2 separate regions of the Homo sapiens genome follow, and region 2 is linked to region 1. The links are chromatin contacts, found by Hi-C or POLR2A ChIA-PET in ENCODE. All regions are on one chromosome and are shown on one strand. Each heading gives the region's core, a stretch centred on a gene start or an enhancer-like site at or near the end of the contact. The rest is flanking DNA. Distances are from core to core; before and after follow the strand shown.

What was found. Hi-C counts contacts between places; a loop is a spot of excess contacts on that map. ChIA-PET counts read pairs that join two places held with the same protein, here RNA polymerase II (POLR2A). Pooled maps may share reads with other maps.
Region 2: a loop to region 1 is called in a map of CD4-positive, alpha-beta T cell, with 4 times the contacts of the local background. The contact joins two enhancer-like sites. A Hi-C loop is called at or near these places in 2 of 168 maps with a recorded cell type or tissue (CD4-positive, alpha-beta T cell and naive thymus-derived CD4-positive, alpha-beta T cell) and 8 of 50 pooled maps. POLR2A ChIA-PET finds 5 or more read pairs at or near these places in 9 of 52 experiments (CD4-positive, alpha-beta T cell, CD4-positive, alpha-beta memory T cell, OCI-LY7 and 4 more).

The regions. Positions count from the first base shown.
Region 1 is chr5:35,671,119-35,675,612 of GRCh38, forward strand. All of the region lies in intron 10 of SPEF2 (sperm flagellar 2), which reads left to right. Among named protein-coding and RNA genes, the nearest start is that of SPEF2, 56 kb to the left of the region's middle. Within about 2 kb of position 2,018, at least 3 of the 41 ENCODE cell types and tissues checked have a DNase peak (open chromatin) inside an H3K27ac peak, as active enhancers do; they include CD4-positive, alpha-beta T cell, where a contact is called at or near this core.
Region 2 is chr5:35,808,492-35,812,665 of GRCh38, forward strand. All of the region lies in intron 36 of SPEF2 (sperm flagellar 2), which reads left to right. Among named protein-coding and RNA genes, the nearest start is that of IL7R, 46 kb to the right of the region's middle. Within about 2 kb of position 2,285, at least 3 of the 41 ENCODE cell types and tissues checked have a DNase peak (open chromatin) inside an H3K27ac peak, as active enhancers do; they include CD4-positive, alpha-beta T cell, where a contact is called at or near this core.

The DNA.
Region 1 (4,494 bases), core at 768-3,267:
AGTAAGTGCAACATGAAAAAAATCTATGAAAAGATTATTTGACCTAATTATTCACTGATAGTACATACTCAACAAAGGTTTGTGGGACAAAGGGTGAATAAAATGAATGAATTACAATGAACAAAGAAAAGTGCAAAATAACACTAACAAGTAAATATTACAAGAAGATAACCTTGTGGTTAAAAGATAAGGAAAAATATGAGATTATGAGAAATTAAATGTATACTATATTTTAATTAAATGAATCTGTATTTGTAGCACTAAGAGAATTATTATTAAGGATTGACTAGAACCTTAAAAGATATATGTGGATGTTTGTTTTGTACGGTTGTAAAATATACTAGACCTATTACATCCACCTAAAGTATAATGCCATGTAAGAAAATGCTTTGACAGTATCAACCTGTGTTAAGGTATTTCTTTCCATTGTAAATTAAAAGTCATTTTATTTGACAGACTTTACTGGTTCATCGAATGTTTATTTCTAAATTACTTGCTAAACAGCTCAATCTCTATTCTTGTTGCTCTTACAAATCAGGAGACCTAGTAGGCTGCAGCTTAGCAAAGATTTTTGTCTCTTTAGCTATTTTCCTTGTATGAGAAATGGTTACCACAGGAACATGCTTGTCTTACCCACATCCTGAAGCAGATGATGCATTTCTTTTGCAGAAAATTGTAAACTTTTGTTAGGAGTTTGTGAGCGTCTAGCAATGTACTTTATTTTGTGTATTGACTTTGCTGTTTTTCTAGAAATGAAAATTACCTTAGGATTTATAATATGTTTTCACAAGCTCCCTTCGACACCATAATGGAAAATATGCCATATACAGGTTTTAGGATATACTGTAAACTATTATACTATCATTCTTTATTTTTAGATCTTTGGTCTCTTCAAGAACTTGTCCTAAATGTTCCTACATACAAGTAAAAAATAAATGTTTCAACTTGTAAAATATATTATCTGGCTTAAATAGTCTATCACAAGAGGCAGCGGAACAATGCATCCTGGCTTATCTAAAAGAAACAGTTGTCCACGTTTGTCATTATTAAATTTGTTCAGGAGTTTTAATGCAAATATATTACTCAGAAATTAATACATTTGCTTGAACATAATGTTCATTATAATGTTATTGAACATAATGTTCATTATAATGTTATTGAACATTATATATAATTCATTATAATGTTATTGAACATAATGTTCATTATAATGTTATTGAACATTATATATAATGAACATTATTATGTTCAAGCAAATGTATTAATTTCTAAGTAATACATTTGCATTAAAACTCCTGAACAAATTTAATAATGACAAATGTGGACAACTGTTTCTTTTAGATAAGCCAGGATGCATTGTTCCGCTGCCTGTTGTGATAGACTATTTAAGCCAGATAATATATTTTACAAGTTGAAACATTTATTTTTTGCTTGTATGTGGGAACATTTAGGACAATTTCTTGAAGAGACCAAAGATCTAAAAATAAAGAATGATAGTATAATAGTATAATACATTTGCTTGAACAAATAGTGTAATACATTTGCTTGAACATAATAATGTTCATTATATATAATGTTCAATAACATTATAATGAACATTATGTTCAAGCAAATGTATTATTCAGAAATTAATCTTCAAAAAGTTTATATTCTTAGCATACTTAATTGATGTCCATACCCTATACCTTTAAAGAACTGACAGTTCCCAGTTTTGAGTTTGTGCTTTTAGAAGCCCGTGTTCTGTTCAAATAAGCTATTATGCTTAAAATTTTTAAATATTGTACCTAGAAATTGCAATTAAAACAGATATTTGCTTATGTACATGTCATATGTAGCTGCCAAAAATTTGACTCATGTCTTAACTTTATTTCCTAAATCATCACACTCTATTTATGTGAGAATGACTGAATGTGAGGGAGCTCTACCCCAGTGGCTAGAAATAACATTTCTCTCTCCCAGGAAAGAGGCAAGAACAGCATCATGGAGCAGTCAGACCTCTCTGGGGTTCCTAGGCAACTACCACAGCATAACAACATTGAGTTATTTAGTAGAAAGTGAGGAAGGGCCCTTAAAGCCCAATGGACCATGGGTAGCAGTCTAAGCCAGGAGGCCTGGTTCCTGTAGTGCAGCTGGCAGCACAGCCCCACACAGCAGCTAGTGGTTCTCAATCATGCAGTGGACTCCTGCCAGTGAACCTCAAACTCCCCCTAATGCAAATCCTTTCTGTGGGTCTTACTAGCAAATGAGTTGCAATTCATAGCGTTTCACTTTTATATAAGCTGCTTACTAGCAATTACTAGTTGAATGAGTTTAAGAGTTACTAAAATTTAGTGTTCATAAACTAAAATTAGCTCATGGCTATGGTTTCCTGAAGATTTGGATTTTTCTAAGAAGTCCCTGCCACAAAGCACTCAACCATTTTCAGAGCTCTACTGTGCATGCCCATAACCAAGTTATACTTGGAATTTCTATAATTTGGGGGAAGGATATTTCATTTCCAGCACATCATCCATGTTGTCTTAAGTTGTTCATGATTTTTAATTGCTGCTATTTTTTGCCTTTAATGGCAAATTAGTGTTTAAGTTCATGATCAGGTGAGTTTGTTGTGGTTATTGGATTAACCCTACAGTGTGTGTTATAATGTACATTTTTATTAACATTATTTTTGGCTTATGATTTTCCGTCAACCAGACTTTAAGATGTGGTTGTATATGTTATGGTTTAACATGTGTACGCCTGTCACTACAGCACATGTATGGACACCTATCCCCCAGTTTTTTTACAATGACCTTTATTACCACCAGGTCTTTTTCCACCAAAGAATAGAAATATGGGACTAAATGAGCCATGGAGTTCTCTGTTTTCCTGTCTCATCTGAATTGTGTGGCCCAAAGACATCCCTGGATAATTGACACAAGCACAGTGATAGATTTTAGTAGATGAATGTTAAGGGCATGTGAATCGATCACTTTTTTACATTTAAAACATATACATTGCATTGATCAGCTCAGGCTGCTATAATAATACACTATAGACTGGGTGGCTTAAACAACAGCAATTTATTTTTCATAGTTCTGGAGACTGAGAAGCCCAAGGTTAAGGTGTTAGCCAGTTTGACTCCCCAGTGAGATCTTTCTTCCTGGCTCACAGAAGACTGCCTTCCTGCTGTGTTCTCACAGGGCAGAGAGAAACAGAGTGAGCTCTTCTCTTTTCGTCTTCTTTTTTTTTTTTTTTTTTTTGGTGTTTCCAAATTCTTTTTATTATTATTATTATTATATTTTAAGTTTTAGGGTGCATGTGCACAATGTGCATGTTAGTTACATATGTATACATGTGCCATGTTGGTGTGCTGTACCCATTAACTCGTCATTTAACATTAGGTATATCTCCTAATGCTCTCCCTCCCCCCTCCCCCGACCCCAAAACAGGCCCTCGTGTGTGATGTTCCCCTTCCTTTGTCCATGTGTTCTCATTGTTCAATTCCCACCTATGAGTGAGAACATGTGGTGTTTGGTTTTTTATCCTTGCGATAGTTTGCTGAGAATGATGGTTTACGAAAACTAATCTCATCATGGGAGCCCCTCCCTCATGACCTCATCTAAACCTGATTACATTCCAAAGGCCTAGCCTCCAAGTACCATCACATTGGAGGTTAGGGCTTCAACATATGAATCTGGGGGAGACACAAACATTCAGCCCATAATATATGCATTTATTCAGGATACTTACAAAATGTCACAATATGGAAACTTACTAATTAAGTATAGGAACTTTTAATTTCACATGAAGTTGCTTGTTTTATGGCCTCTTCTGTTTCTTGCCAAGAAGTCTTAATTTTCTTGTCTTTTGACTATGAAGATGCTTCTACTGATGAACCTGAGCATTAATTCTAATTATTCATTTTAATATAAATGTATATAATTGCATTGTGTAGTACTGGAGGGCCCTGAAAAATATGATGGTTTCATCTTTTATTTTCAGATATGGAGGAATACAGCTGACCTCTAAGTGGACAGAGTAAGCACTTGCTTATATGATGAAGGCTGAGATATTCTCTAAGGCTATTATTCTATTGTAAAAATTCTGCCTGTCATTGCACTCAATGCCTCACAATATCATTCCTTTGAATTAAGACATCAGCACTTCCTAAAATACAAACATTTCTCAAGATAGGCAATAAGAATCATGATCAGCCTCCAAAATAGAAAGGAGCTGGGAAGGAAGATTGATGTTGAAAGAAATATTCTCATATCATTCTAGTTTAGTTTTTAAGAGTGTGCCATTTCATACGTGCAATTTCTTTTCTCATTTGTTTACAGTGTTACCTCTAACTCCCTAAATTCCTTCACTAATGGTAAGGCTATGGCTTTTGTAGACTAAGCCTCATTGTATCTTGGTTGGTTAGGATTCCTTTTTTTTTTTTTTTTTGAGAGGGAGTCTCGCTCTCGCTCTTGCTCTGTCGCCCAGGCTGACGTGCAGTGGCGCAATCTCGGC
Region 2 (4,174 bases), core at 1,035-3,534, 140 kb after region 1:
ATGCGGTATTTGGTTTTCTGTCCTTGCGATAGTTTGCTGAGAATGATGGTTTCCAGCTTCATCCATGTCCCTATGAAGGACATGAAGTCATCCTTTTATATGGCTGCATAGTATTCCGTGGTGTATATGTGCCACATTTTCTTAATCCAGTGTATATATCATAGATGGACATTTGGGTTGGTTCCAAGTCTTTGCTATTGGGTTTTACATATATATACACACACATATATATTTATATGTATATATATACACACATATATATTTATATGTATATATATACACACATATATATGTATATATGTATATATGTAAAACCCAATATATATACATATATGTATGTAACATATACATATATTTTTTAAATATATATGTAAAAAAATTGGGTTTTACATATATATATATATATATAAAACAAGCTAGCAGCTGTTTAGACACGAAGCCTATGCAGTAGTGAAATATGATTACAGCATGTAAGAACACAGGCTCTGGAATCAGGTCATGGGACTGAATCTCAGGTCTACCCCTCAGTAACTCCCTGACCTTAACTTTCTCCTAATCCTGGCTTTCTCGTCTGTTAAATGGGGATGAAACATTCATATTCAAAGGGTGGTGGTGAGGATTAAGTGAGGTCATGCATGTAAAGCACTTGGCATGGTATCTGACACAGGGGAAGTGCTACAGAAATGATGGCTGTTAGGGGTACTATTCAATACTGATCACCTACTACTGAGACCCGTAGTATAAGCTTCCATAGGAGAGAGAAAATTGAGTACATAATTTGGTCACTGCTCTAAAAAAATTTAACTCCTTTTTGCAAGATAATTTTTACATGCAGGAATTGCAAGAAAGTGATATAAGTTAAACCAACCAAGTGCAAAATTATAGGAATTCAATACTTGACATTTTTGTGCTGGAAGTGTGGAGGGAGTCTGCCCAAGAAGGAATAAGCTAGGTCTTGAACGATAGCCAGGGTTTGGGAAAGTGGAGAGAGGGAAAGGGACGTCTACATGGATTTTGCTGTTGGGGTAGGGAGGCAGCAGAGTCCTGGGTGAAGGCAAGGTCTGGGGAAGGCATGGAAGAAGGACTGCAGGAGCCCCACCCCATGAATAGCCTGGGAAAGGTATAAAATGATCCCATTAAATTGGTCAGATCAGGCCAGATTGCGAAGAACCCAGATGTCACAAAGGGAAATGTGGATTCCATTTGAAAAGCAAGAGAGAATGAACAGGCTGCTGAGCAGAGCATGATATGATGTTAATTTCTTCATCCCTAAGCATTCCTTGGGGATATTGTGCCATAATGTCATCCTGCACAACGTGGATTCCATAGGCCCATCTCTCTAGACTGCATTTTAGCTTACATTCCCTGCTCCACATATCAGGGAACAGCTCTCTTACATTGAACCAGTAAAATAATTTGCAAAATCCTTTGGAATTATGTAAAATAGGACTTATTTTATATTGCTGATTACAAGTAGGAGCATAAAAATGATGCCACAATTATTTCCTCTCATACTGGAAAGAAAACTCCCACAAAATCAGTATGACTTGAAAATATCTTCACTCTGAGCAGAGTGATTAAATATGATGAACTTGCAAAGAAGATTCTATTTGACAATTTGCTTGAGAAAAGAAAATAGCCAACAGATGGCTACCTTCAAGAGTTAGCCTTTCCGAATAGGTGTTCTGACTTCCCAGGAAACCTGTCATCCATAAGACTCCCCCACTTTATTTTTTTGAGACAGAGTTTTGCTCTTGTTGCCCAGGCTGGAGTGCAGTGGCATGATCTGGGCTCACTGCAACCTCCACCTCCTGGGTTCACACGATTCTCCTGCCTCAGCCTCCTGAGTAGCTGGGATGACAGGTGCCTGCCACCACGCCCAGCTAATTTTTTGTATTTTTAGTAGAGATGGGGCTTCACTATGTTGGCCAGGCTGGTCTCGAACTCCTGACCTCAGGCGATCCACCCGCCTCAGCCTCCCAAAGTGCTGGAGGACTCCTTTTAAGTTATACATTCCCCTCATTTCTGAAGGAGTGTCAGCAACTAGCAATGTTAACTGAAGTACTATTGGCATTTGGAGCAGCACAGTTCCTCTTTGAGGATAACTGTCCCAAGTGTGGCAGAATACCTAACATTTCAGGCCCTACCCCCTGTATTCCAGGAACATCCTGACATACTGATCTCCAAAACCACCTCTGCCTGCACATTTGCCAAGCTTTCCTTGATGCACAGTACCCCTCTGGCTGAAAGCCACCCAGCAGCAGGGTGTCTGTCTTCTGTTAACCAGTCTCACAATACCTGTAGCACCTGGCATTCTCATAGCAGAGAGTTAGTTAGTGAGTTAGTTCATTGCCAGAATGCTTCTCTAAGATATACCTGAGTCATCTACTTTAACTCTCCCTCCTCAAGTCCTCCACACCTCTTCCTGGTCACTCCACCAAGGAATCTAATTAGAGGCCAGTAAACTACCACCCAGGGGACTCATTTGTATGATGGTCCATCAAGAAGAGTTGTGCCTGTGTCCTGAAAAGTCTACATTCTAATATTTACAGTGAAAAAGGGTCCCTTTCCAGTAAGGTGTTCTATTCTCATTTTTGCTAAAAAAAAAAATAATAAATAATAAAATAAAAACAAAAGAAATGAAGGAATGGAGAGAAAAGAATCTTTGAAGACTCAAACCACTGCACTCGTCCTGTCATTTTTTGCTTCAGATATCCATGTACAAGTAAATAGATCACATTTTTATAATACACTTCAACCACAGTGATGTCATCTGAAGATCTTTCAAGATAAGAAGAGCAAAAGCTAGAGTGTGGTTTTTCAGGTTAAAATGTTGTTTGCTATTATAAACAGTGGGAAGTGAAGGTTGTTGCCTAACAGCTCTATGTTTACAAGGTTCTTGTTTAGAAGTGACAACATTTTAAGATACATATTTGAAAAAAATAAGTATGCATAATTGTAATAATGCATTTAAGGTGTACTGGCTTTTGGTTATGAGAGTGGGCTCTGGAGCTGCACTGACTGGGTTCATACCTATGAAGTGTGTGGCCTTCGGCAAGTGACCTCAAAGTGCCTTGGTGTCTGCATCTGTAAAATAGGGCCAATGATCATAGTCACCTCATGGTGGGGGGGGTGGGGTTTGTACAAATTAAAGGAGATAATACATATAAAGTGTTTAACTCAGTTCCTGGAAGATAGAAAGCACTCAATATATATGAGATACTACTACTACTACTATTAGGTTCGTGCAAAAGTAGTTGCAGTTTTTGCCATTACTTTTTTTTTTTTTTTTTTTTGAGACAGAGTCTCGCTCTGTTGCTCAGGCTGGAGGGTTGGATTGCTGGATTCAGTGGTGCAATCTTGGCTCACTGCAAGCTGCACCTCCCGGGTTCACGCCATTCTCCTGCCTCAGCCTCCCGAGTAGCTGGGACTACAGGTGCCTGCCACCACGCCCGACTAATTTCTCCATATTTTTTTTATTAGAGATGGGTTTTCAATGTGTTAGCCAGGATGGTCTCGATCCCCTGATCTCGTGATCCGCCCACCTTGGCCTCCCAAAGTGCTGGGATTACAGGCATGAGCCACCGCACCTGGCCTCCCATTACTTTTGATGGCAAAGAACCACAATTACTTTTGCACCAACCTACTTCTACTACTGCTGGTCTGTAGTAGTTACCGTGCACAAGAAATTCTGAATCACGTGCAATTATATGTGGATGGACTAGTGAGCTGGCATCTAATCTCTTGAACACATATGTCTTGTCTTTGGAAAAAAAGAAGGACTTTACTGGTGCAGTGCCATGATGATAAAGGGTCCAAATTGAAGTCCCAGGAAGCCTCTGGTCCATACCTATGTGGAAGTTCCAGATTTTGCGTTGGACATTATAGGCATTCAGCTAAAGTCACTTATTTAATTTCCACTTTCATAGGCCTTGTACAAAAAAGTTATTTTCAAATAATGCTCCTAAATTATTAAGAAAATGATTTGTATAAATATAAGAAGATCAGTGAGGATATTGGAACTGGGTTGTTGGTGAACAAAGTCAATTTCCTGTGATAAATATATATTTATAAATGTAAATGAATAAACAATTTTCTCTAAAAACTTAATAACTTTAGTTTCTTGTGATGAACGCAGGCTCAATTATTATACATTCTTTAAAACAAATATGTA